2 separate regions of the Mus musculus genome follow, and region 1 is linked to region 2. The links are chromatin loops, found by intact Hi-C in ENCODE. Cell type or tissue: left cerebral cortex. All regions are shown on one strand. Links, peaks and the distances in the headings refer to the core of each region. The heading gives the core; the rest is flanking DNA.

The links. Hi-C counts contacts between places; a loop is a spot of excess contacts. Peaks named below come from ENCODE experiments on the same cell type or tissue, not always from the same donor. Only the 100,000 strongest peaks of a DNase experiment are listed, where the experiment ranks them.
Region 1: a loop joins it to region 2, with 2.5 times the contacts of the local background. A loop is called at or near these places in 7 of 42 quality-filtered maps.

The regions. Positions count from the first base shown.
Region 1 is chr6:137,184,952-137,197,771 of GRCm38, forward strand. No RefSeq gene overlaps it. Among named protein-coding and RNA genes, the nearest start is that of Rerg, 22 kb to the left of the region's middle. In left cerebral cortex, for the core only: a CTCF peak has its summit at 7,334 (motif pointing left); a DNase peak (open chromatin) is centred at 7,328.
Region 2 is chr6:137,037,987-137,050,806 of GRCm38, forward strand. No RefSeq gene overlaps it. Among named protein-coding and RNA genes, the nearest start is that of Gm30055, 64 kb to the left of the region's middle. In left cerebral cortex, for the core only: no CTCF peak of the experiment used is centred there; a DNase peak (open chromatin) is centred at 7,367.

The DNA.
Region 1 (12,820 bases), core at 2,931-10,930, 150 kb after region 2:
CAACCTCCTTATACAATGATGTCACACTGCAACACAAACCAGATTTTGGTCTGAATGGTAGTGGTGGTAACAAGAATGGATTTCCTTTCTGGCAGAGAGAAGATTTGTTATACTGTTGCTTTGCACGTAAGATGTTTTAATTCTTTTCTTTATTATTTTATGTATGTGCTTATTTTAGCCACATGCGTTTCTGTGCACCGTGTGTGTGTGTGTGTGTGTGTGTGTGTGTGTGTGTGTGTGTGTGTGTGTGTGTGTGTGTGTGTGGTACCAGAGGATTCCCTGTAACTGGAGTTACATACAGTCAGTTGTGAGCCATCAGGTGGGTGCTGGGAATCGAACCTGGGTCCTCTGCAAAGAAGCCAGTGTTCTCAACCATGGAGCCACCTCTCCAGCCTCAGCCTTGCCGTCTCACTCTCCAAAATGCTGTCTCTCTCATCTATTTCGGATTCTCTCTTTGATCATCTTTCTAAACTCTAAATACGTTCTTCTGTGCTTTATCGACAATTAAGTGGAGCTCCTAGAAGCCCCTCGGTAGGCTCCTCTTTCTTAGCTCTCCCATATCCTGACATCAAGCTTTTAGACAGACATGGTCCATGCTATGTCTGTGCAAATTCCTTCTGCATTTAAAAAGCACTATCTTAAGTGTACCCCCAAGATTCCTGTGCTAACACCCTTGTCACCAGCACACTGCTGGGAGGCAGTGGAACCTTTAGAAGGTGGTGGTTAGAGGGAAAGAGTTAGATGTAACACTCAACCCGCTCAGCAGCTCCTCAGAATGAGATCACCTGAGCACCGGGGACAGAGCAAAGGATGGCAGTGTTGAGGTGATCTGCAGTGCAGGCACTGACAGTGATATATGTTTTCCAGGTTCAAATACAGACCTGAACAATCACCCCACCTCTTCTTGACAGGGTCTCATGTATCCCAGGCCGGTTTCAAACTCCCTCTATAGCCAAGGGCGACCTTGAACTCTTATCTCTACTTCCTGTTGCTGGGATTGCAGGCATGCACCGTCATACGAAGTTAATCAGTGCTGGGATCTAACTCAGGGCATCAGGATGCTTCAGGGGTTCTCTATCAGCCACTTTGTATGCTCAGCCCCTGGGGCCCTTCTGAAAGCAGCCCTTCTGCAGAAGGCAGCCAGCCAGGGCTGAGGTGGCCTTTACTGGAATGGTGAGATATATATCAGCTGCTCACATTTGCACTAGCCAAAGGGTGCCAACCCCACATTTCAACTGAATTCTACTGTTTTCCCCTGTGTTCCTTGAATTCCTTGAAATCCTGAGGGGTTCTAACGGTTATGTGCTACGTGTTCCAGAGTGGTCATGCCCTCACTCTGTACTCTACTGATGGCTTCTGAGGAAGAAAGAACACTTTCCTTTGGGGACATGGCCTCTGGTAGATTGTCCGCAACCTAGTGGATAGCCCACTATATATAGTCAGTAATATATATATATATATATATATATATATATATATATATATATATATATATATATATATATCCCCACCTATATATAGTCAAGACTTACTGGACTTGGAGTTACTAACAATGACAGAAGACAAAGAGATCATGAAACTGTGAGAGAGGAGGCTTCAAATAAGACGATCACCTAGTATTTCAATCATCTGAAAGCAAGAGCCCATTCTGTTTGCCTGATACTGTTCCGAAAAACCACAGGATTTCCCTATTTGAGAATGAGAAAGGACAACAAAGAAGAGGAGTTTAAAACAGTGGTGTCAGAAGGTACCCTATGGCCTTGTGCTTGCAGCTTACTAAATCCAGGTCTTTGCCACACCATTCCAATTTATGTTATGCTTGGGATTCACTTCTGAGCTCAAAAATGAGTTAAGTGATGGACACTCGAGTATATTTTGTGGGCTTGTGGGCATCTCCAACTTTACTTCCAGACTCACGTATGCCATATATGGTATGGTTACCTTCCTTTTTCAGCATATCGACTATGGCATTGAACACTTGTATACACCATGTATGGTTACCTTCCTCCAATGGGTCAGCATATCGTCTACGGTGCTGATTCTGTAGCCGTTTTATGAAGGCATTCCGCCTCACATGGTATAAGCCCGGACCAAGCTCTCCTATTTCCCACTACTCTCTGAGCAATATTCCACCCTGATTCCCACAGTGCCAGTCATTCTGATCAGCTGGGCTTGTTAACCCGAGACCTGGTCTTAATCACTTTACCTTCCCATTAATTCTGTTCCTCCCAGATTTCCCCAGCCTCAAAGTCTTGCAGTTTGTGAAGGTTCAAGTGTTGGAACCTTGCTGTCTTTGGCTCTCACCTTTTTGGGATAAGGGTAGGAAGCTAGAGCAGTGGTCCTCTACCTGGAGGTTGTGAGCCCTTTGGCAGGGATCCAATGACCCTTTCACAGGGGTTACCTGAGGCCATTTGAAAACACAAGTATTTACATTATGATTCATAACTAGCAAAATTATAGTTATGAAGTAGCAGTGACTCTCGTTTGGGGGATTTAAGGTTGGGGGGGGGTCACCAAAACATGAGGAACTGTATTAAAGGGTGGCAGCCTTAGGAAAGCTCAGAAGCACTGGGCTAGAGTGCTGGGATCTCACTGTCCTTGGCTCTCACATTCCTAGGCTAAGAGGAGTCTAGAATAGCAACTGGCATGATTTGTAACCTCTTTGCAAGGATGCAGACATCTCCCCGTTTCCTTGGTAACTGTTTCCTGGGCCATCCCGCATGACTGCAGTGAACATGTAGTAGCACTACTCTCCTGAATGGACACTGACCAGTTCTTGTAACATGCTTCCACATCTTCAAGATGCAAGATCCCCACTGTGGCTGCCCCACTGTTTTCATGGCACAAACCACTCTCCTTCCATAGCCACAGTCCTAAGAAGCTTATGGACCATTCTCCAAATCTTCTGCTACATTTGCAAGTGATGCATGAATCCAGATTTTCATGTTTGGGGATAGGATTGGGGGGCAGCATCAGATGCTTCAGCATGCATTTCTCTGTGTACCTAACTCACTGCCCATAACTCAAGCTTCTGGTGACCCAGTACCCTTGTCTGGCTTCCATGGGCAGTGCCCTATGGAACATGCACAGCATACACCTAACACACACACACATACACACACATACACACACACATACATACACAGACACACACACACAGACACACACACACACACAGACACACACACACAGACACACACATACACACATACAGACACACACACACGGACACACACACAGACACACACACAGACACACACACATACAGACACACACACACAGACACACACACATACACACACACAAACACACACATATACAGACACACACACACACACACACACTGAGAGAGAGAGTTAAGCACACATTATACATACACGTAAATGATAAAAATAAAAATAATAAAAAATGATGACAGACTAGGGAGGTAAGAAAAAGCAAATGAGAGAGGAGGGAAAGGAAGTATACAATAAGAAGGAGAGAGAGAGAGAGAGAGAGAGAGAGAGAGAGAGAGGGAGAGAGGGAGGGGGGAGGGAGGGAGGGAGGGAGCGGGGAGAGACAATCCAATCCCCACCACAAACTGACATGTGTACGTGACACATCACTGTCACATCATCTGCCTGAGAGTTGTTGTATAAGATGATGGAGAAGATAGCACTGCAAGGCTGAACTCCACTCTAATTCTCTTACAGATAATTTACTCTTCCTCCCACTGATGTTCTTTCCGCCCTCTCCAGCCGCACACCCACTCCTGTCCCCACCCACCTGGGCCAACCTCTTCATCACCACACTGACAGCCAGCACAGCTGTCTTCCACGGTGTTACTCTCAACGATGCTTGAACTATAAAATGACAGCCCTATCGCCATGGCGTATTCGATGGCTCTTGTGCCCGATGGGTCATCATTCTCAGTGAATTCTTTGTGTTCCCTGCCTCCTTCCGAGTCTTCCTTACAGCCTAATGAAATTGCATGCCCATACTTTTATGTTCTGCACTTTCCAGCTTATATAAGAAATCTTGCTTCAGAAAAAAAAATAACCAGGAAGATGAATATATCGGGTGATGTTGGAGGAACTGTTACTAAAGGAACAATAACAAAAAATGGCTTTGATAATGGTGTTATACATCTTTTCCTGAATGTAATCTGTTGGAACCTCATATGTTAATTAAAAGCTAAGGACACATTAATTAAAATCAGTTGCAGGGGGACCATCAAGATGGCTCAGTGGATACATCTGCTTACCACTAAGCCTGAGCTTTGAGCTCCAGAACCTACGTGGTGGAAGGAGAGGACTGTCCACTCCACGCTGTCCCCTGACCTACACGTGTGCTCTGCGGAACAGAAGCCCACCCCATAAAAAGAAGCAAAAGGAAAATGCCATTTTACAACGATTGTCTGCGTTTGTCTCAGTTGGTTCTTCTGATTCTAAGATGTACCACCACGAACAAGAACATGCCTTGCTTTCAACCAATACAAGGGCTCCCTTTTAATCAACATGAAAGTTATTTTCCTCTTCCACACAGAGTACAAAAGCTTTATCTGTCTTCAAGATAAAACAAAGTTGAAGAAATTAGGAAGATAAGAGACAGCTGAACAATGCAAAATGGATCATTAGGGGAAAGGGACATTGTGGAGGAGGGGGAGGAGAGGCAGGGGGAGGGAGGGACAAGGTGGAAGAAAACAAGAGGAGAGAGAGGTGAACTGGGGGTTGGAAGTGGGGAGTGATAAGAGAGAGAGAGATGTTCTTGAGGTTTGCTCCACGGCATTTATGGGGTTAAAACATCTCTGAGCACTGTTTTATGTTTCCTCTTCATCCTTTTGAAAAGTCATCACTGAAGAAGTGGGGGTAAGCTTGCAGCTTCACAGCTTGCATACCACAGCAGGTGACTGGACACACCCACTCAGGACCTTCCTCTCAGCTCTTTCAAGCTCACTGTGGACTTCTGGCAGCCCATCCCCTCCCTCCCCTCCATGTCCATCAATAATCAAAACAAAGCAGTATATACAGTGGACTATCTTTGAAACACATACGACCCCTTTACCCCCAAACTCCACTCAGATAATAGAGTAGATTCCAGCCCTGAGTGAAGAGGTAATCCACTCTTTACTTCCTGGAGGCTGGGGCAGCGCGATTCCACTCGCCCCAATGTTCAAAGACACAAACACGCAGTGATATTTTTAATATGCCTTAACTAGCTCAACGGCCGGGCTTCTCCCTAACTCCATGTGGCTAACATTTTCCCCTCTGATATTCCTGAGTTATCACTTTCTAAAATCTATATTTCATCTCTGTTACCCCAGACCCAATTGAGGGAGTGGCCCCTGAGGCTGCTTTCCTGATTCTTATATGTCCTGCAGGCTCTCCTTCCTGCCTCTATTTGCACATGGTCTCCTGCAGCCTCCTTATGGAGGAATTCCTGTTCCTGTGTCTCAGTCCCTTCCTGGGAATCCTAAAATCCCACCTCTGTCTCCCTGCCCAGACATTGTCTATCAGTAACTTTATTCACCATTTAGAGCCAACTGGGGGCAGGGATCCTCAGAGTCTGGACGCACAGATTCTCGTGTGAGTTTGCAAGCAGAATCAACACAAATATCATTAGAACCATTCCCCAACACCCAAGGATGCACACATATAGCTCTGTCAAGAGATCTTTCTGTAGGCTATGGCCAAAAGTTAGACTTAACTAGTTTTCTGTAAAAATGGATGCAGAGAACTGAACGAAACCATCACGCATTGAAAAATGCCCTTTCTGGTGTAAACATTACATTGAGTTTGTATGCTAATGATGAGTGGTGGTAATGGCTTTTTGGGTGGTCCTCCTTTCCAAGCGCCAAATGAAATGAAGTCCCCCCTCCCCCGTTGTCCCTAAGAACATCGAAAGGGTGTTAGCTGAAGGAGTGGATAAGAGATCGCAGTTGGCTGTGTGGACTGGGAGTAGATTCTTCAGGAAGAAAAGATGCTGGCTTTAAAACTTGCCTCTGAGTGTCAATCAATAATTTAGTACATACCAAACACCCACAGGCTTCCTGGAGATGAACAAACAAATTATTTCATCACCCTGAGAAACATCAACTGGAAGGCGTTTGTGAACCATGAACGCCAACCATCAGCAGGCGGGTCTTCTTTGGACAGTGGAGTGTCTCTCCTGCAAGTGTTGGTCTCTACCGCAGTTTGGTCTGTTCTCAGCTCTGTCTTCTGTTCCGTAATAGAATCCTGCCCACTTCACCCTAGTGGGTCTCCGACTCTAGCTCCAGGGCTGCAATGGTGGGAAACTCATGGTGGGAGGAGCTTGAGGCGGGTGGTCCTGTCGCAGGCAGTCCGGAAGCAGAGAGAGATCACTGGCGCTCAGCAATTTCTTCTTTTGTTGAGTTCATGAGCCCCACCCATTAGATGGTTCCTCCAACCCTAATTAACCCTGTCTAGATAATCCATCACAGACTGCGCAGAGATTTGTTTCCATGGTGATTCTAACTCCAACCAAGTTGATGATATTAACCATCACAGCCCTTGAACGCCCCTGTGCCAGCCACGGCCCCCAGTGTGGGACCGTTGGTTGGTGGTACTGCCGTTGAGTGGAGATTTCTGATTATGCTCTCTTTGAAGGGGTAATGGGGTCAGGTCTTCTTCTTTTTCATTTCCTGCTTTGAGATGAGTAGCTTTGCCCAACTATGTCCTCAGCTACATGAAGAGTTTGAGGCTGGTTGTAGTGTGGACTACACTCACTCCAGTTACAAGACAAAAACAAACACACAAATCAATATTCATGAGGCTTAAAAAAATCCTTTTTAATTTAAGGGACTGGATAACTGAGGTAAAAGTCCTGGATGCAAACACATAGTGAGGAGTTGGTTTCAGAGGGAGAGACTGGGTTTTGAAAGTCTGGAAGGGGATTGTGGAAAGAGTGCCAAGTTTGAGTATTGAAAGCGAAGTCTGTGTTTTGGGCTTGTGAACATCCCAGATAAGGCAGATGTCTTAAAACTGTCATTGTAACTTAACATTCAAAAGAATTTTACCTGAAATGATAAATCTAAACAGCACAACTTCGAAAGTGGAAAGACAGAAAGTAAAACAGAGACCCCGGAAGAAACAGCTCTATGTAGCTGACATGGCTTTGGGGGGCTAAAAAATGAGTTGTCCGAATTTTAATTTTACCGTTCTGGCTTTCTTAAAAATATTTTTACTAGAACTAAACTCTTGGAGAGTTCTGGATCCCACACAAAATCTATGCCTGTGTCGATGCGTATGGATCTCTTAGCTCTGGGGAAGGTAGAGGGAACTTGAAGACCAACTCCTGAAAGGTTTTTGGCCAGGGCTGCATCTGTGGTGCCACCTAGTGGTAGTTAGGGGTAAAAACTTTTTTCTTTTCAGAAGGTGAGTATTGGTTTGCTTGCTTTCAGCAGCTTTATTTAAAACTGAGATTAAAGAGTTATGAGTGTTTGTGAGCAGCCCGATGTGGGTGTTTGGAACGAACTGAACTTGAATTTTCTGCAAGAGCAGTGAGCTCTCTTAACCACTGAGACATCTTTGAAGCCCCCAACTGATCTTTGATACTGATTAAAAACAATAATTTATTAAGTCATATATTCTATAGTATTCTATTCTTTAACATATCAAGTGCTATGGCCTTATAAAATAGAATGTTCGAGCACTGAGTTCAGCATTATCATGCATGCTGATTAGGAATATTACTTTCCTTCTTTGCCTTTAGTCTTCCACCATGGGAGTCAGGCAGTTATTTCTTCCGTGATTACATTAGAAATTACTCATATAAATTGTATGCCCCCAACAACTATCTATACACAAATATATTTGAAAATGTCACTATCTATCATCTATCTATCTGTCAGTCTATCTATTATCTATCATCTACCATGTCTCTGTCTCTCTCTGCTGATCTTCAGAAGCAGTAAGCTCATATATATATATATATATATATATATATATATATATATACACATATACATATACATATACATATACATATACATATACATATACATATACATATACATATACATATACATATACATATACATATACATATACATATACATATACATATACATATACATATACATATATACACACACACATACATATATATGTGTATTAGTAAAAATGTAGCAGAAAAATGCTGTCAGTCACCGGCTAGTTGTTTGTGTGTGCACATGCATGCACACTTGTTTAAGAGTTTCATTTCTTTTCAGGCTTTCTTTGTTGTTCTCATGTTAATTCTCTGAGGACCCTGTCACAGTTTGTAAAAGCACTTCGGAATGTATAGCCTCGCCTGCTTTAAAAGTTTGTTACCAGTATTTTTGAAGGTTGGTTCTCTCTAGCACATTCTGGAAAATTCCAACAGCTGCCTCACCTGCTCGTCCAGGATGTCTTGTCTCCACTCTGGCCGCTGCAGGTCTGCAGTGAGCTCTGCCTGTGTCGCTGGCTTCCCAGTCTCAGTGTGTTCTGAACATCACTGGGGCAAGCAGGGTAAGAGGTGCTGTATGCAGATCATCAGCTCTGAAGCACGGCTTTCAGATCCAGACTTAGCTCTGCAACCCATACGACCTGCGTGGAAAACAGTCTGAGCCTTGAAAAAAGGCTGCTTAAGGGGTGGACTGGCAGCTGTCCCTGGCTCCCTTCCTTCTGCGTCCCTCTTTTTTACTGAGCTGAAAGCCTTCCTTAGGTTCTAATAAACCAGTTGCAGGAAAGCAAAGTCCATTGCGAAGTTCCCAGTAGTGAAGACGAAGAAAGACAGATCCCAAGAAGATGAAGAGCCCTGCTGTCCCTGAAGACAGGGACTTCCTGCCCACCATCACCGGAAGTACCTCCCTTTCATCTCTTACGAGTGCTACTCACAACCCCCAACATCCTGCCCTCCTGCGTCCTATAGATCTGAGATGGAGACTCTGTTCTGTCTTCTTCAGGTCAGTCTGGGAACCTCTTCTCTTCTAGCAATTTCAGTTTCCTGGATTTCTGTAAAAGAGTGAGCAGGTGTACCAGGTTCTGGTGACCGTCCAGAATGTTCCCTCATCTGAGAGATCCTGTAGTAAAACCATCCCGTGAAATGGCCTCGAGGCAGCCTGTGTGGTCTGCACATGAATGCTAATACATCTGATGTTTAAATGGAAATCTTCCCATCCTAGTTCGCTTTGCCGTTGCTGGCTTAAATGCCACAATCAAAAGCAGCTCGGGGAGGAGAGGGCTACATCTGTCTCTCATCTGGAGAAGCCAAGGCTGGAACTGATAGCAGGAACTAGCAACAGAAAAGATGGAGGAACACTGCTGACCAGTTAGCTCACATCTAGGGACCTTTCTTATACAGCACAGGGTGGTGCCACAAAAAGTGGGCTGGGCACCCGTCTGTCAATCAGTAGTCAAGCAAATGCCCTACAGATAAGTTCAGAGGCCAATCTGATGGAGGCCGTCCTTCAATTTAGATTCCCTTTTCCTAGGAGGGTCTAGTAGACTACAAAGATTAACCATCACACCTCCCTAAGAGATCTCATTGTACATATGCAAATATCCCTAAATATGAAAAAAAAAATCAAATCTGAAACACACTGATCTGTTCCCAAGCATCTCAGGCAAGGGATTCAGGTAACCTCTTCTTAGTTAGGGTTTTACGCCTCTGAACAGACACCATGACCAAGGCAAGTCTTATAAGGACATTTGGGGCTGGCTTACAGGTTCAGAGATCCAGTCCAGTATCATCAAGGAAGGAGCATGGCAGCATCCAGGCAGGCCTGGTGCAGAAGAAGCTTTGTCTGCCAGCCTCTAAGAGAAGACTGACTTCCAGGCAGCTAGGAAGTGGGTCTTAAAGCCAAACATCCACAGTGACACACCTTCTCCAAGGCTACCTCCTCCAAGGCCACAAAATAGTGGGCCAAGCACATACAAACCACCATACACCTCATATCCATGTCTAAGCACTTCAGTCACACAGTCTTGTGTGTGATGGACCTAAACAGAGACACCTAAAGGAAGTGAGCACGCCCATGTGTTCGTGTGGTTTCTCCGAGTACACTGCTTTGGTATCATCCAGGTCTCCTTCTCCCGCGCTCTTAGCATTGTATGGCAAAGTAAAAGTAGTTAGGAGACGACCCTCAGTCTTCTACAGTCTGCTGATGAGACGATATTGAGGTTACAGGGCCAGGGAAGCACAAACTGCTAACTCCACGGTAGAGAGACAGTTCGGTGGGCTCTTCCTTAGTGGTCCACGGGACATGCAATCAAGGAAACCTACAGCAGAGCTCCAGATCTACCATCTTACAACAGATGATAATAACTACTTAGCTCCAGGGAGAGTCACGTGACACGATACATGGTAGACACCTGGCCTAACAAAGACTATGCTGTGTCTAATAAATACTCCATTCCCTGTTCGCTGTTGTTGAAATCGTCTCTCAGAAGCCAGCACCTATTCCAACCACCTGGAAAGGTCTGATAGACGTCTTTGAAACAGCTCTGAGTCACATTGGCTGGTTTTCTGCCTTCCCATTCAATGTTAAAAGTACTTCAGGAGAAAGGCTGGGAGGACCCCGTGTTTAGGTAAATATTAACTGACAAAGGTGCCCTTCTGTCATATTGATAGACATTGATACATTAGCAGTTTTGAACGTTCTTGAGGATGGTCATCTCCGTCATAATCAGCAGCTTGTAAAATAGGAAGTAAAACCATAGAGCTCTGGTCAGAAGAGTGGGGTCTGACTCTGGTCAGGCCCACAAGATTGCCATCTAGCTGAAATCTTTCTATAAAACCACAAAGACATACCTTTGTCTGCATCCCTTAAGTGTTGATACAAGTGGACCCTGTGATCTCCCGAGTAAGGAAGTGTCCCTCTGGCAAACCACTGGTCTAAACCTACCTAACAATGTAGACAGATATTGTGACTTCTGCAGGGATTTGTCCTGTCAAGTTTATCCTTAGCAACATAGCTTCCCCTGACCTCCCTCTGTTCTCACTCTGACTATTATGTGTTAGACTTTATCTGTCTCCTGCAATAAGCCATGTGGGACTCGTCTGAATTCTTTTGATGCACATCCCAAAGAGCAGGGAGCAGAGATGAAGCCAGATCCAGGTTCTGGGGGTAATGATGCCCTCAGAGAGCCTCCTGCCTGCTTACAGCATGTCTGATCTCATCTAGAACACTTCTGATAACACAGGTGCCAAAGAATTAACCATCCTGCAATGGCATCAGGCGTCCATGAGCTGGTTTTTCTGTGTATAAGCTCAAAGTATACATTTGAATATACTTCCATGCCATCTATGAAGAGCTTATATCACATATCCTTTATCAGTCATTCCTAGAGACCACGCAGGCAGCTAACATAGAAAGAGATAAGCTCAAAACAGGGAAGATTGGCATTCAGTTATGCCAGTCATGGATGATTCTTCTCTGAAATCACCCCCAAATCACCAGGACATATTTTTCCCTTCCCCAGATTATTTGCAAATTTATTAGCAATTATTTTAAATTATTATGATATTGTGATGTGCATTGAATTGCTCGCACTTGCACCTCCCCAGAGGAAGGAATATTAGTGGGGAGTTAAAAATTGAATGACTACAGCTCTTTTTCCTTTCTATATAAAATACATTAGTGTGGGGAGTTTTTAAAACTTGGAAAGTTTCTCACTGTCTACTTAACAAATATTAATTCAGAATTGAAGACACTTGGCTCAGAAACCAGGAACTTAGCCCCAGCTCAGACAGCAACCAATTTAGGGGATTTGGGCCACTTACAAAAGATAATAATTCTCTGAGCTCCTATATTTAAAAAAAATTAGGAACGGGCACATGGGACCGATGTACCTTTCAATACAATGCCTAGTAATCTTAAGTCACCGGTCACTGAGTCCTGCGTTGTATCCTGTGAGTCTCTTCACGCTATGAGCCAGTGCGGTGTTCACAAGGGGCTGCTCTGTGGGGCTGTCTTCCTTCAGCATCACAGCTCAGAGGCAGAGGCAAGACTGTGCAGGGAGGCTGGGATTGAGCAGAGGCGAGTCACGGTCCCGAGGACTGCTGCAATGTGTCCCCTCTCTGCACAGCCTCCGCTGCGGGCCAAAGGAGGGTGCAGGATCCGGAGCAGCTGGGCGGTTGTGAGGTGCCCTGTGTGGATGAAAGCTGGGAGCCAACCCCAGTCCTGTACACCGAGCATGCGCTCTTCACTGCTGGGCCGACTCTCAATTGCTTTCAGTGTCTAGAAGGCAATGGTCTCAATCCAGAATGGAAGAGATCAACAAGACGCTTTACCGGAAGTCTGTTTTTCACGTTCTTGTTCACCTTCAAAAATCACAAAGCTTTGTTCCAACTTAAAATCCGAAGACATTTATTATCTTACAGGAGGTTTCTTTATCTTCTTCCAATGTAGTATTTTTATTGATTCTTTGGGGATCTCACACCATGCGCCCTGACCACGTTCACTTCCCAGTCCTTCCATGTCTGCAACTCCCTTGTAACCTCCCTCCCCACCAAAAAGAAAAAGAAAAGGAAAAGAAATAGAAAAAAAATCCAATTTGTGTTATCTATATATTAACTGGATCATGGTCAAACTCTCAGCTACCTGCCCTTTAAATAGAGCTGAGTTCTTCGCCTCCTGCTCCCCCGACCCAGTAACCATCAATTGTGGAGAGCTACACTTTGGCATCCTTATCAGACTTTGAAGGAGTTTTCTTTGATTCTTTGATGGCTTCCTATTTAGGTGTTACTTTGCGGGGGGGCGGGGGGAGGTGCGGGACAGGGGTGTCATTGAGGTGGGGTAGGGGTTAGCACAAAAGCCTTCCGTGTCCCTCTGAATCAACTGTGCACCAGCTGTCAGCAG
Region 2 (12,820 bases), core at 2,880-10,879:
TGTTTTGAGGGTTGGAAGGTTCAGGATAGAAAGAGTTTTTATAGAAACAATCAAATCAGAACACAATTTCACATGTTAAACACTACATGTCAGTCATTGGTAGGTCTTATTATTTAGTCTCTAATAACCTTTTTCTTCTACTCAAAATTTGGGTGATTTATTGTCAGTCTCCACATAATTTTATCTTTCACTACAAGTGTTGAATATTGTTCTGACAGTAAAATTATTGACAAATCATTGTTGTCACTTGAAGACAACTTCTAGGCTTTGCTATGGCAGGTCTATGGCTAATGTTGTGGGTGCATATTTTGGAGTTTGTAACCTACAGACTAAGGTTTTCACCAATGTTTCTGCCCTTTGACCAAGCTCAAACACTGACCTCTGTCTTCTCAGAAACTATGTAGGATCCTTTAACGACCTTCTTCTAATTTTATCCTGAGGTTTAATGTCTTAGGGTCCTCCCAAAATCTCAATTAGAATTTGGATTTTGGGGCTGGTGAGATGGCTCAGTGGGTAAGAGCACCCGACTGCTCTTCCGAAGGTCCGGAGTTCAAATCCCAGCAACCACATGGTGGCTCACAATCATCTGTAACAAGATCTGACGCCCTCTTCTGGAGTGTCGGAAGACAGCTACAGTGTACTTACATATAATAAATAAATAAATCTTAAAAAAAAAAAGAATTTGGACTTCTTCTGTGGTTCTCAGCTCCAGGACCTGATCCTCAAATCCATCTGCCTTGTCTTGACTTCCTGGCAATAGGATCATGGCCCTCTTCTTGGACTCTCTACCTGTTCTGAGGTCTGGAAGATGCCTTTGGTGAGAACAAAGGAGAATCCAGGATTTACTTGGTGTCCCTTTCTCCTCTCAAGAATTATTATTATGATTTAGTGTTCAACAGCTATAAATAGTAAGTTGTGAGTCTTCTATACTCTAAAATGGTTAAGTAAACAAACATTTATAACAACTCTGATGACTAATGGTTGTTGAGAAAGAATTTGGGATACAGAAAAGGTCCCCAACAGAAGTTGGGTAACTTGCTGTTGTTTTTCTTTTGACCAAACAATAACCCAATGCTACCTTTTTCTTTTTATTTACTCCTCTCTCATGCAATACATCAGGACTTCAGCCTCCCCTCCCTCCACTCCTCCCAGTTTCTTCACCTCCCCTCCCCCTCTCCCAGATCCACTGCTCCTCTGCTCCCCTTCAGAAAGGAGCAGGCCTCCCAGAGATATCAATACTACATAAAAAGATGCATAAAATTAGACACAAACCATCCTATCAAGGCTAGATGAAGCAAACCCTTTGGAGGAAAATGGTCCCAAGAGCAGGCAAAGGAGTCAGAGACACTTCCATTCCCACGGTTTGGAGTCTCAGAAAACCCCCAAGCTAAACAACCACAATATATGCAGAGGACCTAGCATAGACTTATGCTCACTCTGTGACTGCTGCTGCTTCAGTCTCTGTGATCCCCGGTGAGCCCTGCTTAGCAGATTCTGTAGCCACATTTTATTTTACAATTATATATCTTTAAAGATATATATATATACACATATATAGATAGATAGATATAGATATATATATAGATATATAGAGAGATTTGAGTTGAGAGAGAGATTGAGAGAGAGAGAGAGAGAGAGAGTTGAGAATTATAACCATAGGGAATGTGATGCAGCTGTCCCTTTAGGGATGAGCACTTTATAGTCACCTATTCCATGCACTCTGAGTAGTGGTGGCTCTCTGTGTGATCCTTGATTAAAATCTTCCATCAGCTTTCCCGCTGAGCAGCGAGTCCTGTAGTAATCACCTGAGCCCCTGAGTGCCAAGCATGAAGGCTTCTGGGCACAGAGAAATCCATTCTATGATGGGAGTGTGTTTGCCTTGCTTGAGTATGGAAGCCTTTCATCGCTGACAAATTCCCGGTGAGTCTGGCCAAATTCATGATTAGTTTGTGCTCTGCTCTGTGCTTTGCTTGATTTTGTTCCTCTGAAGAAGCAGCACTTGATACCTGGACCAAAAGATCAAGGACTTGGAAACCAGGCATCAGGAGTCAGTCATGGCCACAGAACAACATGCAGGACTCTTCAGTAGTGCTTTTATGGATAAGACTTATCCATCATTTTGCATTGAACACAATGTTCAGAATGGTGTGTGCCTGATTCCTCAGCGACAGTGCCTTCCCCCAGGTTCCATGGACGAATTTTCATCCAGTGCACTTTTGCATTCTTCTAGGTGCTTCATTCATTTTGTTATTGTTCCCTCCCTGGCTTATTTGTTGCAGGTTGATCCTTGCTGGGCCCTGAAACTGGATTTCTAATAAGCTCCACGCATGCCTCTTCTTAGTCTCACATTTCAAACCAAAGACCAAGTCGCTTTTATAATGATAAACGATGAGTTCTCTCCACAAAAAGCATCTCAAGGACACTTAGTTCTCAAATACCTAAAATGCCCTTCACTCCTTAGCACAACATGGCAGGAGATACTGTCCACCTGTGGCTCTGCCACTCACCAGGGGTGGCCGTAAGCAAACCATGTCATCTTTCTGTTTCTGGTTTGTTTGTTTGTTTGTTTGTTTGTTTGTTTTCAAAAGCAACCAACGCAGTCTTTAATCCCTCTAAGCTCTTCCCAGCATGTCTAGAATGTTAATTCTCACTAAGGGACTGGAAACACACAGCCTTTATGATGACACTCACGAGGCTCCCGTGAGTGTTGGCTTTCTGTTTCCAGAAGCATCTGTTATGATATTCCATCATCACCCAATTGTAAAAGTAACAAAGTAAACATGTGCATAAATAAACACAAAAGTCGACCTCCATCTGCCTTTTGCTCTTTCTCTTGTCTAAAGACATTGAAGGTGCCCGATTTAGCATGGGGTCTGGCCTCTGTCCTTCCAGGAGGAAAGCAGCCTCTGCAGGAGATGGCGTTAGCTGCTGTCTCTTTTGTCTGTGTTCTGGAACTACATGAGCGATTGTGTTATGCACACAGTGGTTTGAATGACAGCCACCCAAAGCCAAGTGAACGAGATCATAATCTTTAAGACCCCGAGGTCTTGGAGCAAAAGTACTTCAAATTTAGTGTCTCGCACTGTCACAAAACAAAATGTGTTTTAAATTTAGATGCGTGGGATATGGATATTTTTATCCTATTCTTTTCCTGAAAAGATTCAAATTTTTCCTACAATCAGAATGTCCTTTGAAGTTTCGGCATACGTAGGTGTTAGCTTTGCAGATTTCTACAAGGCACATAATCAGAAGACATAGGCAAGGCTGGGCAGTATTTGTGAGTTCTGTATAGGACTAGGTCTCCAGTTTAACTGTGACCTTGTCTGTTCTTTCAGTTGTCATTGTGCTCTAGGCTCGATATCTCTTTGGTAGGTGACATTGATTGACAGAGTCTAGACAAAATGATCAATTCTACTTTCCACTCTTGCATGTAATGTGGAATGGACAGAGCTTTGAAATGAGTTGGGTTCTAAGAAGTGATTGGTGTAACACCAGGGAGTCATGTTCAGGCCCTAAAGAGGTCTGATGTTAGTTTTTTGCTCTGTGCCCTGTCATAATGTATGCATTGTGTTGGATCAACATTTGGATTCTTTCCAGAAGAGAAAATGACATAGACAGTGTCACAGTTAGGGTTTTACTGCTGTGAACGGAAACCGTGACCAAGGCAACTCTTATAAGGATGACATTTAATTGGGACTGGCTTACAGGCTCAGAGGTATCATCAAGGTAGGAGCATGACAGCATCCAGGCAGATGTGGGGCTGGAAGAGCTGAGAGTTCCACTTGTTTCGAAGGCAGCTAGCAGAAGGCTGACTTCCAGGCAGCCAGGACAAGGGCATTAAGGCCCACACGCACAGTGACATACCTACTCCGAAGAGGCCACACAGTTGTGGGTTGTTCTGGTGCTGCCTGTATTCTGATGTTAGTTCTGTTTCAAGAGGGGCTGCCCCAATGAGGGGTGCATCATGTACTCAGGAGATTCCATGTGAACCTTTTCCCAATTTTAACTGGGCAAATAAAGACTAGAGCCTGTGGTTGGGCAGTGGAAGGGAAACGTGGGGCTGGAGGTTCTAGAGAGTAGAGGATGAAGATCAGAGATGAGGAGGTAGAAGGAGGATGGACCATAAGAACCACATGGCCTGGAGAAGCCGCAAGTAGCAAGGGATATCTCATAGCCAGGGAATAGGTTAATGAGGTGGTAGATCTGCCCAATCTAGACGTACAACTTTTAACTATTGGAACTGAATCGTGTGTTTTTTGCATGGGCTTATTGGGGTTGGATATTTACTACAACACTACACCTCCTAATAGTGCCGCTCTCTGGGTCAAACATATACAAACCATCACAGACAGCAATAGATTTTTAATTAAAAAAAAAAAACTCATGACATTCGTGTGTGTGTGTGTGTGTGGGGGGGTGTTCTTGAGTGTGTGTTCATGTGTGTGTACAAATGTGTGAGAGTCGTAGGTTGGTGCATCTCCCTCTACTGTCTCCCACTTTATTGTTTTCAAGACAGGGTCTCTCACAGAAACCGGAGCTCATCGATTAGGCTAGGCTGGCTGGCCAATGAGATCCAAGGATTCTTTCATCTCCCTCTCCCACTGCTGCTGGGGTCACAGAAGCCCTCAGTCCTGGCTTTTGTGGAGATGATGGGACCCAAACTCAAGTTGTTGTGTTTGCCATGCAGGGTCCATAAGAATCAAGCCACTCTGAAACTCACAGGGCCCTAGAGCAAAAGTACGCCGCAAACAGACGCGCGCTTCCCTTTCCTTGATAGGAAGGCAGAACGGGTCTATTTGTTACGTCATGGCAAGAGTCGACCTGCTGCCTGAGGCAGACATGTTTTATACCTATTTTTTTTTAGTGAAGGAAATGCCAGGCAGTGGTGGCGCACGCCTTCCTTTAAACCCTGCACTTGGGAGGCAGAGGCAGGCAGGCAAATTTTTGAGTTTGAGGCCAGCCTGGTCTGCAGAGTGAGTTCCAGGACAGCAAGGGCTACACTGAGAAACCCTGTCTCGAAAAAAAAAAAAAAGGAGTATCCAAGTGCTTCAAGTCTGGGTGGTAAATTTGACCCCTTATGTACTAGCAAGTATAAATCACAGTTTAATAATTCAATTAAGAAGTAATCATAATCCAAATAATATAATAAGATTTAATAAATTTAATAATTTTATAATAAAAATTAGTAACATCTGTTTCTTTATTAAAGAGGTCAACTAAACATTTTCTTTCTGATTTCTGAAATTCAGATAATTTCTGAAACTTTGGGTCAAAAAATAGGCATTTATTTCATCAAGTAGGTAGTGACTTACAGACACTCTGAAGGCGAAGCCTCTGGATGACCCTGTGGCTTCCCTGGGTGAGGATCAGACATTTATAAGCTTGCATTTTACAGAATATGCTTATGTCTCTGAAACAAAGGTCACCATCATGCTAAGTGAGTTTCAAATTATGACTGGCTTCTGTAGTGTAAATGGGGTGGGCCCCGGCAACTCTTTGTCAGGAAGACAGAAACAATTACAACAGTATTATTTATTAACAGGATGTTCTGTGATGTGGGGAGGGTAGAAAGTTTCCTGGCTTGACTAGTTTCATGACTCTGCTAGTCATGGTCTGCTTTTGTTGAGTTATAGTCACACCCTTATACTTCCAATAAACGTGTGTATCAAAAAATTATATTGTTAACCAGTGATGTCTGTAACTTAAATATTCCAGTTTTTTGTGCCCTAATGTATATAAAGGAATAATCTGAAATTTATTACAGAACTGCTAGACAAGTTGGGTGTGGGGTTACAAGCATAGAATTCCAGCACATGAGAGGCTGAGGCAGAAGGACCAGGATTTGACCATAGCCTGGGCTACATAGGGACCAGGATTTGACCATAGCCTGGGCTACATAGGGAAGGCCTGTTCCATAAAAGAAAACGAAAGACCATAAGACAACCATACAAATATAATATCATAATAAATAAGATGTAGAAGCATCCTCCAAAAACATATGATCAGTTATATGCAGAGACATTTTAGAGGTGGCAAGTAGAATTCATTTGTTATCTGGGTCTTTGAGTGAGAAAAGAAGTATTTCTGCTTATATTTACACACCAAATGTCTGTTGGGGAAGCAGTGAATACCCAGGCCTTGAACTATCCATAGCAAAGTCTCAGTGCCATTAAAACAGCCCCTGGCTGGAGCAAGGGCTCAGAGGTTAAGGGTCCTTACAGAAGACTTGAGTTCAGTTCCCATCGCTCATGCCAGGCAGCTCATGACTGTCTATAACTTCCAGTGCCTGGGGATCTGACACCCTCTTCTGGATTCCTACGTGCACATGGGAACCTGTACACACGTGGCACACACTCTCCCATATACACATGCCTACACATACAAAAAAATAAAAACAGAACACACCTTTTAAAAAAACTGGTATGCTGAGCGACCTTACTCTATTCTCAAGTCTGCCATTCAAGAATTTTTTTATTCTTAGAGGCTATTTTGATGGGTGTGCAAACTGGGGGCATGGGGACAGAAAGGGAAGAGGAGACTGAAGTGACTTCATAGTTTGAGACTGTGAGAAGAATTTGTGGTGGATGTGACTGGCATTAGATAACAGTGTGTGGAAAATCAAAGTGTGACCAGCTTTACAATTATCCTTCTTAGGGTTCAGCATCAGTTGGAGAGCTAACACATGATGGATAGTGTTAGGCCTGTGATGATTTTGTAAGATTTTTTTATGTGTCCTTGCGTTTGCTTATATGTATGTGTGTGTGCCATGTGTGCGGTTGGTATCCTTAGAATTAGACTTATGGGCATTTGTAAGCAGCTGCATGGGTCCTGGGAACCCGATCCTGTCCTCTGTAGGAACATTAAGGCCTCTAAATAGCTGAGCCATCTCTTCAGACTGATGGTGGAAATTTTAACCCTGTCTCTCTCCTCCTCCCCTCCTCTTCTTGTCTTGTTCAGAAACCTGCCTCTTCATTTTCACCCAGTGATTGGCTGGCGATTTGTGATTTGTGACAAGTGATTTATCATCTTTCTTAGCCAATCAGATAATTAAGGGAAATTCCTCTGCAATAGACACAGAGGGAGGGACTGTTGTGTGAGTATGTATCCACACAACACCACAAATAGATAATTGAAGTTACTTTCTACTCTTAAGGAAGGGGCGTGAGTATAAACACGGAAGGAAACAGAGCCGCAAAGCTAATGACACTGAGGCTTACCCAGATAGCTGAGAACTGGAAGACAAGACGTCACGTGTACTCCCGACTTCAGCTACACCCTGTGCTCTGCATGAGAACTTCCCACAGCTCACACGCATTCCTCTGACGATCTTATGTGGAACTGTTGCATGGCTGCTAAATCAATCGAGATCCCCACTGTGCACAAAGCCCCACTGTACCCTGCAGGATATTCAAATGAGCATTCATTCACACCTCAGAATTCTTGGAAAGTCTTCTCCATCTGTCAACATTTTATTTATCACTGTGAGTTTCCACAAGGAGAATTGATTTCAGTTATAGCATAAAAAGAAACACTGTGCACAGATCTCACTTAGACTGAGAAAAAGCTTTGTCTGGGGGGAGAGGAGAGAGTCATATTACAGAGGGCTCATTCATGAGTTTGGTATGCCCCCATAGCAAACACTCCAATGCGATAGCTTCAACCACATGGGTGGATTTTCCCAGTTCTAGAGACCATGAATCAAGGGCAAGAATTCATCAGGTTTGGTCTATCCTTGGCTCACAAATGACCATCTTTACACTGGATTCCCGCGTGCTTGTTTTTCATTTGTTCATCTAATCTTTGGTTGTTGTGATTGTCTCATGAAGACACGAGTCATAATAAATTAAGTCCTGTGGGGCACTGAAAGGCAGCCTGATTTGGTTGAATGAGGCTTGCTCTGGTGACCCAGTAGAAAACTCTACAAGGGAAGGAACAGTGAGCCACATTCCCAGAGACAGGTGCCTGACACCACAGAGCCCCCAACTCCATAATTCTGTGACTATAAGTCTCTCAGACAATGTCCCAAGCTCCTGGCATTCTGGCTAGACTCCACCCACACAGTTACCTGACTATAGCCAGGTATGCTCCTCCCCATAGTTACCTGGCAACAGCAAGATAGTCCAGCCTCCTATAAAAGGGGATGCTTGGCCCCTCCTTGCTCTCTTTAAGCTCTCACTTTTCTTTCTTTCCTAGCCCTCCTTTTCTTCCTCCCTTCCCCCTTCTCTCCACGTGGCCATGGCTGGTCTCCCACTTTCTACCTTATCTCTTTCTCTCTGCCTTTCTACAATAAAGCTCTAAAACCATAAACTGTCTCTGCTCATCAAGGCCCACAGTGCTTGAACAATGGGATAGACTTTCCCCTAATGAGCCGCATCTAACCTCCTGCGAGACAGAGGCCATTATCTTTGACATGGGTGTTCACTGTGGAGCTACATCTTGGCTTCACAGCTCTGAAATTGAATCATGTGAGTCACTGCATCAGCAGTTATTCCAAGAACACACATGTGGTAGGCTGGGCTACAGTTCAACACTTCTGTGGCGTGGACATAATGTGAGTGTATTCTCTAAGAATCCACATTCCTCAAGTTCTGTCCTCAGTATGATAGCTGTTGTACTACCACGAGCGGTCTAAGGCAAGCCATACATACCACCACCCTTGGAAGACACTAAAACTAGTCTCAAGGAGTGAATTAGTCCTCACCAAAATCTAGTTGCTCTAAAAAGATCAAGCCAAGCCCCCGAGTTTGCCTGGCTCCTCGTCTTTCCCCTCCTCCTGGAGTTCCACCATGATGCTGTCCAGTATGATGTAGCTAACATAGTAGGTGCCATGTTTTAATCTCCAGAGCTGTGGACTAAGTTATCCTTTTGTCTTAATAGATTATTCCACTCAGGCATTTTATTGTAATATAAAATTTTATATTAAGACAAGCAGATGAGAAAAAAAAACCAAGAGGCTATAAACAAGACAAACTACTTATTTCAAACCTCTGAGTGATGCAGAACCAACCCAGCAATATGCTCAAATTCAGCTACATTAAAGCCACTTTCAGGTAAGGAAAAACAATGGTTAATGTCAGATTTTAAAGCCTTAACAATAGTTTTCTTTTGAGTTCTGTGGATGCGAATCGCTGCCTTTACTAACTGAAACCGCATTTTTTAAAAGATGCGGTTTTGGCTCTGTGTGGTCGAAGCTGGGCTCAGGGATTTAAGCCAAACCTTGCTTGCGACTGAATCAGTCTAGAGATGCCAAGCAACAGGTGGCATGTCGTCCTGGTTTACACACTCCAGCCTTTCAAAGCGGCACCGTCATAGACTGTAACTCTAATTATAGTGCACTGTCCCATAGTCTCACTAGCCCTTGGAAACAACAACAGTTTCGTCCACAGACTGATCTTACGCCTAGGTAGCAGACACCTCACATTTATGGGTGATGTGCCTTGATTTCTTTATTATAGCTATTTTGTTCCTAAGTTGCCAATCATTGTTGAAGCATGTCTATACGGAAGGTTGGGGACATAGTTAAAAAACCTACAGCTATAACTCTGGGTTTTCAAATATTTATTTTATTTAAAAGTAATATACTATGTATATGAGTGGGGTTTTGTTGCAGTTGTTGGTTTTGGTTTTCTTTGCATGTATCTATGTACCATGTGTTGACTGGTGCCTGGGGAGACCAGAAGAGAACATTAGATTACCTGGTTACATATAGTTAGTAACCTACATAGGGCTGACGGAAACTGAACTCAGGGTATCTGATACTAGATGTGGTATAAGTAAAGGAAACTTCTTAGCAAACCATTTTGGAGACTCTAAATCCTTGTTTGAATGGCTCTATCTGTTCAATACTAAGAAAGTGGGTGCAAGAGAGATCTCCTGGAAGACAGGAAAAGAGATGTAGAGGCAAGGGACCTTTCCAACAGCTCATTGAATGAAATTAGGGTTCTCTCAGATATGCATGAAATCACTCAGGTGCATTCCCTGAAAAGCTAAAGACTTTCCACTGGATGTCTCCTCTTAAAGGGCCACCACCTCTCAATATTGCCACCATGGGACCTAAGCTCCGCTCAAACCATATCCAAGCTATGTCAGAGAGTCTTTGAAAAGAAGACGCTGAGCCTCTTGGAGGTGGAGTTACAGACAGTTGTGAGCTTATAATGGATACTGGGAATTGACCACCAGTGCTCTATAAGAGCAGCGAGTACTCCTAGTGCTGAGATAACTCTTTATCTTGTCCTTCTTACACATAAAAAATACTGAGGCCAGGCGGATGGTTCAGTACAGGAATTACTGGCAGTGAGCATAAGACTCCGAATTTGAATCCACAGAACCTATGTAAAGTTGGGTGGGATATTGCACACTTGTAATCCCACCTCTCTTATGACAGCGTGATGTGGAGACTGGGAATTTCTGGAGGTTGCAGGGTCTCTCTATGTAGCCCTAGATGGTATGAAACGCATCATGCTGTTCCAGCTGGCCTCGAACTCACAGAGACCTGACTGATTCAGGCTCCTGAGAGCAGGAGTTCTCCGTGCTTCTTTAAATGTTACTTTGTAGCAGTACATAGCCCCAGAAAGTGACCTTTGAAGGATGCTGGTGAATTGGGCAATGAGTGAGGCCCTTTGGTCTGTTTTACATCATGATGCACTTGCCTTGTGTAGCTAGGCATCTTTTCTCCAAGATAAATAAATAAATAAATAAATAAATCTCTTATATTTTTCTCTAATTGCCGATGCTATTTGAAATAGTACCAGTCAGCTGTGTTTAACATAGCAACCATGGTCATCAAAGATTTCCAATCTGAAGCATCTCCCAAATGAAGGTTTTCAGTAGAGAGTTCAAGGAAGGGAGACCTAATTGTGTCAGCATGAAACTGAAGGATAGATGAGGGGATGCTGGAAGTATTTTTAATCTTTTTGAGATGCTGATATGTACCCCGAGGAAAAGCAGTGTGCTCTATATAACTTAAGTATGCCGCGGCAGACTCACTGGGGGAACATAGATGAGATTTACAGTATTGTTTTCCAGGGAAATTGTATTCAGCATTCCGAAAAGCTAATTTACCAGCAAACGTTCTGAGCATAAATTTTAAGTTGGATGTCACTGGCACATAGTTTGACTTTGAAGCTCGGGGAATAGATTCAGTCAGCAGTCTATATTTGTCTCCATGTAAAACTTGCTTCTTGCAATAATCCCTTGGCTCCTCAAACTCCGGGAAGATGAGATAACGACAAGATGAAAGTTTTTATGACCATGTTACAGGCTCTTGTGGAGGAACACCACATGGGTCTCATCAAGAATTTCACTAGCTTACAGTGACAACCTTTACCCTTCCAAATCTTTCTCAGGATTGAGGAGATGGCTAGGTGTGTAAAATGGTCTCTGTCCCAGTGTAAGAACCAGAGTTAGGCTTTCTAGTACTCATGTGGCAAAAAAAAAGGTGGGCGCAGGGGTCTGTCTTAGTTGTTGTTCTATTGCCATGAAGAGACACCATGACCAAGACAACTCAGAAAAGGAAGCATTTAGTTGGGGCCTTGCTACAGATCCAGAGGCTTAACCCATCATCATTGTAGTGTGAAGCATGGTGGAAGGCAGGCAGCCACAGTGTTGGAGGAGTAGCTGAGAGCTCACGTCTGATTGGTAAATTGCAGGCAGAGTGAGAGGGAGACTGGGCCCTGCTGGGCTTTTGAAACCCCAATCCCACCACAGTGTCACACCTTCCCCATTAAAGCCACTCACTCATACTCTACCTAGAGCACACCTCCCAGTCCTTCCCAAACAGTTCCGATAACTGAGGACCAGACATTCACACATATGAGCCTGTGGGGGGCATCCTCATCCAAACTGTCACAGCCTGTGGGACACCAGCATTGGGAATGGAGACCAGAGGATTCCAGGGGCCCACTGGCCAGCTGCTGCAACTAAAATGAAGAGCTCCACATTTGTGAGTGTCTTAGGGTTTTACTGCTGTGAACAGACACCATGACCAAGACAACTCTTATAAAGACAATATTATTTGGGACTGGCTTACAGGGTCAGAGGTTCAGTCCATTGTCATCAAGACAGGAACATGGCAGCATCCAGGCAGGCATGGTGCAGGAAGAGCTGAGAGTTCTACATCTTCATCTGAAGGCTGCTAGCAGAATACTGGCTCCCAGGCAGCTAGGATGGGGGTCTTAAAGGCCACACCTACAAGGCTACACTACTCCAACAGGGCCACACCTCCCTACAGTGGCACTCCCTGGGCCAACCATATGCAAACCATCACAGTGAGAAATCCTGTCTTTAAAAAAAAAAAAAAAGTGGATTTAATAGAAGATATCCGCCATCAACTTCTGGCTTCCAAACTAGCATACATGAGTGAGTGTTCTCATAACACACATGTATACAACACACACACACACACACACACACACACACACACACACACACACACACACACACACACAACTCTGTCATAGAATAACCAAAGTTATTTTCAGTGAACGGGATTTAAGTAAAGTTATTATCTTAGCATAAAATATGGATACTTTCTTAAGATCAGAAAAAGCTGTAAACTGAAAATCTGGAGCCTTGGACTCTTTGTTTCAAGCAGACGTCAAGGAGTCTGTCTCATCCAGCTGGCCTCACAGCAAATGCCCAATCTAGAGCCCTCTCTGAGTAAGAGCTGCCACTGTGCCTCCCAGATCTGAGCACGGGAGGTGTGACGGTTAGTTTTAATTTTCAATTTGCTACAACCAGGAATCACCACCTGCTCACAGAATCTCAATGATGGCTTGGCTAGATCAAGTTGACCTGTGGGCACATATTCAGGGATTGTCTT